2 separate regions of the Homo sapiens genome follow, and region 2 is linked to region 1. Evidence: chromatin contacts called from ENCODE POLR2A ChIA-PET data. All regions are on one chromosome and are shown on one strand. The core of a region is the stretch at or near the end of the contact, and the rest is flanking DNA. Distances in the headings are between cores, read along the strand shown. Region 1 has its middle 99 kb from the start of MAML3. Region 2 overlaps MAML3 (mastermind like transcriptional coactivator 3).

What was found. ChIA-PET counts read pairs that join two places held with the same protein, here RNA polymerase II (POLR2A).
Region 2: POLR2A ChIA-PET joins it to region 1 with 16 read pairs in Panc1. The contact joins two enhancer-like sites. POLR2A ChIA-PET finds 5 or more read pairs at or near these places in 6 of 52 experiments (MCF 10A, OCI-LY7, Panc1 and 2 more).

Annotation. Positions count from the first base shown.
Region 1 is chr4:140,252,050-140,254,652 of GRCh38, reverse strand. No RefSeq gene overlaps it. Among named protein-coding and RNA genes, the nearest start is that of MAML3, 99 kb to the right of the region's middle. Within about 2 kb of position 1,317, at least 28 of the 41 ENCODE cell types and tissues checked have a DNase peak (open chromatin) inside an H3K27ac peak, as active enhancers do.
Region 2 is chr4:140,134,358-140,136,960 of GRCh38, reverse strand. The region is part of intron 1 of MAML3 (mastermind like transcriptional coactivator 3); the gene reads left to right. It overlaps MAML3-AS1 (MAML3 antisense RNA 1), which reads right to left. Exons shown (of 5, transcript NR_147610.1): 3 at 1,839-2,603; 4 at 173-332. Among named protein-coding and RNA genes, the nearest start is that of MAML3-AS1, 7.6 kb to the right of the region's middle. Within about 2 kb of position 1,285, at least 10 of the 41 ENCODE cell types and tissues checked have a DNase peak (open chromatin) inside an H3K27ac peak, as active enhancers do.

The DNA of each region.
Region 1 (2,603 bases), core at 68-2,567:
TTGTAGTGTTTTGGAAGGTGGCATAAGAAAAATGTCTCTGTTCTACAGCATGATCAGCTATCTGCCTCTTCCCAAGGATTTTTCATGAGCCTTAGAAAGAAATCCATATCATTTAAGTTCCCAAGGGCAAACCACCTTTGCCAAGAGACCACTGAGTACAATTTCCAAAGATGGAACACATTTCTTGTTATGCTTCTGGTTTAGCCCAGTATCAGAGGTGGCGCTCAGTCCCTGCATCCCAGGGGAGAATGTTTTCTGGAGAGTTGGGGACAACTGCAATAGGTTTTACATATTAACTTATCACAGCAAAATAATGAAATGAATAAATTAAGATGACACCCACACTGTTCCCCTTCTTCACGCTACAGAGGTGGTGGGGCAGAAAGGGGGGTAAAAGGGATTACCAAGCCAGGAAGCTTGTACTTCTGTCCCCTCGGCCTGAATTAGCACCCATCTTTGTGGAACACAACTCGCTGTGAGGGGGTTTCTCCTGCCAGAAAGGAGGCCATGGAATGAGCAAGTCCAGGAGTGCTGGGCATTAGGACATCAAATAGCAGGTCGTAGGGACCAGGGATTAGGAAACAAGAGGTCTGGTCCTGCCTCCCTCTCTAATTATTTGTGTGACTTTGGACTAGGCATTCTACCTCTTTCATCTGTAAAATGAGAGGGTTGGACTACGTGTTCTCCAAGGTCCCTAACAGCTTCTAAAAAAGAAACATGTAGAGAGGTTGTGAAGCAAAACATGATGATCCCTGTTAACTGTAAAAGGAATAGACCTTGGAAGTGGTGCAAAAATAATCCGCAAGGAATGCTTGCGGTGGGTTGGAAAACTATAAGGAAACGGAGAATTGTGCGTCGTGTATAACATGAGTGGAGATATATGAGACAATCTAAAATGGGGCACATGTAAGCTCACATCTTAAAGCAGAAAAGTCAGGCTTTTGAACCGAGGCTTGCCCTATTCTTTTCTACAATCTCTCCCCATGATAATGTAGCACCTTGTGCACACAATTAAATGTCAGCCACAGAAAACATTTCCCTTGGCTTTGTTGTTCCAGAACGGGATTCTTTTGTCCTCAATATAATGGATATGCAGAAACAATGATAGAACAGAGATTTTTTTTCTAAAGCGATGACAAACACACTACTGCTTCCTCCCTCCCTCCCTCCTTCCTCCTTATCCCCACCCCCAAAAATAAATCATTGTTCCAAAAAAAAAATCCCATTGTCTATTGTCCACGGAGATCAAGATCCGCCTAGGAACAGCTCTGGCGGCCGCCGCAGCAGCCCCGAGCAGCCGGTAGGTGGCGCACGAAGGCAGCGCAGGCGGAGCGCGGGGCCGAGCCCAGAGCCGGGGTCTCGCCGCCCCCACCCCTGCCGCCGCCGCCGCCTTCCACCCCCTCCTCGCGTGCTAATTGCTGGATACTCTACTGGGACTTCGGTCAGGGAAAAAGAAAGCGGGAATGGGAGGCGGGGGTGGCGGGGGAGGTGGTGAATCCGGTTCCGAATACACAAAGCCTCCGGGGCTTCGGCGACCCAGGAGCAGGGCGCCCTCGGCCTCTTCCCCTCCTCCTCTCTCCCTGGGCGCGGGGCTGCTGCGGCCTAGCCGGCCTCGGCTCCCGCCGGAGGGACACACAGACCAGCAGGAGGAAAATGGTGACCGCGTGCACAGCCCCACGCGCCGCGGCGCCTGACGCCTGCCCGAGCCTGGGCGCCTCCCTCCCCAGCTCACCCATCCCGGCCGCGGAGCCCGGACCCACCCCGAGCGCAGGCCCGCCCGACGGGAGTCGCCCTCCCCTCGAGGAATGCCGAGGCCCACAGGAGGATTCCTTGACCTGACCGCGGGCCCCTGAGCAGCGGGTTCTGCCCGAGCCCGAGAGCGGGAGGCCCCACCAGGGGGTGCCCGGGCCGGCGGGCGAGCCCCCTTCCCGGTGGAGCCGCGGGGCCCATGCCCTCTGTGTCGGGGCTAACGCTGTCAGTTCCTGCAAAGATGAACGGCCCATGTGGTCGCCTGACCCCCCAACCTCTGCCTGGTGGAACATGATGTTAAAGAGTTCTGCTGGCCCTAAAGTCAGAAGCCTGGATTGAAACGTGAGCATGGACACCCTGGAGCTCTGTGACCTTGAGGATGTTCCTAAAGTCCCCAACTCCGCACCTCCCCAGCTATCAAATGCGGGGAATAATACTTACTTCCTAGGAATGTTGTGAAGATTTTTAAAAAGTGGTTCTTAACTTGGCAGGAAGCCTGGCATAGAGTACCTATCATTATGAACAACCCGACTCTCCTTGCAGGAGGAGGGAGAGGCACAGTTTGCCGCCCTTGAGACAGACCTGGCATCGCTGTTGCAGAGACTCAGCAGTAGGGGTTCCCAGCCGAGGAAACGTGGCTCCTAACAGGAGCTCCCATCTGTCCTCCGCTGCCCCCAGCCCCCATCCTCCTCCTGCCCTGCTGCTGTGACTGTGTGGGGCACTCCCCCTCTCCCTCCGCTCCCTGGATAGACCTGTGATTTATGCCCCTTCTCTTTTGGAGAGTTCTGACAGAGCCCTATCACCCAGGCTTGGGAGGCAGACCCTGGCTCCCCCATTTGCTAGCTGGGAGTTTA
Region 2 (2,603 bases), core at 36-2,535, 120 kb after region 1:
TTTAAATGGAGAAATTCAAAATACTGAATAATGAAATGGGAGGAAGAAAAAGCAACCCAGCCACTGGTGCTAAATTTCCTAAGGTTGTTCACATAGCCCTTTAACTTTAACCTCTTTCTTAGCATCATTGTTTATCATTTTTTGAGGAATCTTTGTTTAATAGCTAGCTTACCTTAAGAAATAGTTTTCCTTTCCCTTTGGTGGCTCATACATTTGGGGAAGTGACCTTCAAGAAACGTGACTCATTTTGCACCAACTTGACTTAGTCATCCATCCAGCCTCTCCCAATTTGGGGATCCTTTGCAAAGGGAATGATTAAACACTGCCCATGTCTATAAAGAGGGAGATTAACCATGGGTTCGGTTAAATTACTCCTAATATCGTACATTATTTTGTATTTTCTGGACTAATAAGAAAACTTGACAAAGTATAAGCGGTTGATTATGGCACAAAGTGGGGAGGGTTAAGATTCATGTCATCTGAGATAAACACGGCTCCAGTATCGCCATTATTTCTGTGGCCCTTTCTCCCTGGGTTAAATTATGCCCTCATCCACAATGGAGGTCATGATAATATGCGGTGGGGGAGGAGGGGAAGGGATGTATCTAGAACATTTTGGGATATACTGGGCTTATTGCTTATGAGAGAGGCAAGAGGAGGCTTTTTAGGGGAATTTCACTGAAAAATAAAATGTGCAGACACTTCACAGTCAAGGCTATGGGATGAATTACATTTGGCTCCTGCCACCTCTCAGCAGCAGGGTCTCTACACATGAACTAGGGAATTGCTTGAAGGAAGCCCCTCCCAGGAATGAGTGGGGAGAGCCAAAAGGTTTGGATTTCCCTATAAATTGAACCCACTGTCACCAGAGATCAGTGTGAGGGGCTCTGTTATAACGTCCAGCTTTTCTTCTGTCCACACCCAGGAGTTGCTCCTCTTCCTGCCACCCCATTCTTAAGTCTTTTGTTCCTTGAATAAATATTATGTGGTTTGGTGCTCATTACTCTTTGTTATGAAAAAAGGCAATTCATTAGGTTGAAGGAGAAGGGGGAGGGAGATAGCATTTTTCACCGGCGCATCAAGCGTGGTTACACTGATTTGAATTCCCAGAAAAGTAATAAAACAGTGAAAATAATGATAAAACAGCTCCTGGGCTGACAGCTGTGCAGCACATGGGGACACTGAAGACAGGCCCCACTGTTGCAGCAGGACAATATTGTGGAGCATATGGTGCCATGGCAAGCCAGTTGTTGAACTCCGTGGCTGGCTTTTGTTTGGGGAACTCTCTCGGCATTGGGTGTATGGTGGCTCTTCAGAGACGTCTAGTCTCATTGGCAAGAGGGCTCTTGGCCCCATGCCAGCCTTGCTGTACGGTGGCTGACCCAGGCCATGTGGAAAAGCTCATGCTTGGAAAACATTCACTCCTCCTTACTTTGGTCACTAATCAAATCATTTGTTCAACAAATATAAATTGGAATCTTTTTTCACAGCAGCCCAGTGGCTACATTACAGAGGGACAGTTTCCTCCAAGGATGCCAATTAATTATTAAATGCGTTAATTCATTGGTGCTCAGTACTTCTTGTAGGAGTGAAAGTTGTTTTGTTTTTAATGCTTTCAGAGCACTTTGCACATGACATCTTTATTCTTAAGGCTTAAATAGCTAAAATCAGCAAGTGTCTAGAGCCAGGGTTGCTGCTAGAAAGGAGATAGAGTATTCGTCTATGTGGTTTTTACAAGACAGTGTTAAAATAGGCCTTTTGCTGAGCATGGGTCTATTTTTTAAATGTGTGAAGCCAGCATGTGTATGTGCATAAAAAGTCTAATTAACTCCACTTTCCTCCAGAGGGGTCTCCTTGGCTGCCCTGTGAGTGTGCTCCACTGTGGCCAGAGTTGCACCATCCTCCTGAGCCCTTTATGACTTCAACACCTCTGTAGTTATGGACACCCATTCTGGTTTCTTTTCTTTTGATTCCAAAGTGCAAAGGATGATCCAGCAGGGCTACTCGGTCCTGGGAGAGGTTCCTTCAAACGCAGCAGAAGGCGAGGCTCAGAGAGAATCACACTCCATGAGGAGGGGCTGTAGCCCGTGCCATTGTGATTCGTGCCTGAGAATATTTTTATTGCAAGAGCTAAAAGGAGAAAACGGGTGATATTCACACTCTGATCGAAGAGCACCAAATGTCACCATATTCTTGGTCTCTGTGGGACCTTTTTTTGCAGAACACCCATGAAGGTTGGTGGGGTTATGGTGCTGGGACAAGCGAATTTCTTTTTCTCATGAACAAATGTCATTAAAAGGCCAAAATCTACTGGAAAAAAATACACATGTATGTATATGTATATTTATTTCTGTGGTGTTTTTCTAATCACTCATCGGAGTTTATATTTTAACACTGGGCTCTGCAAGGGGAACTGATATTTTTTCAGGCTTTAGTTTTTACATTTTTAATCACTGGTCTTGAAAAAATGTTTTTAAGTGGAGAATAGATCTGTTTACAAATCTGCTGTAAGTAGATATGCACTTGCTGTAGCATTCAGGGTTGGGGAACATCTATGCCTGTGCCCTGGAGGTGATTCAGAGCATCTGGAGAAATGATTGGGG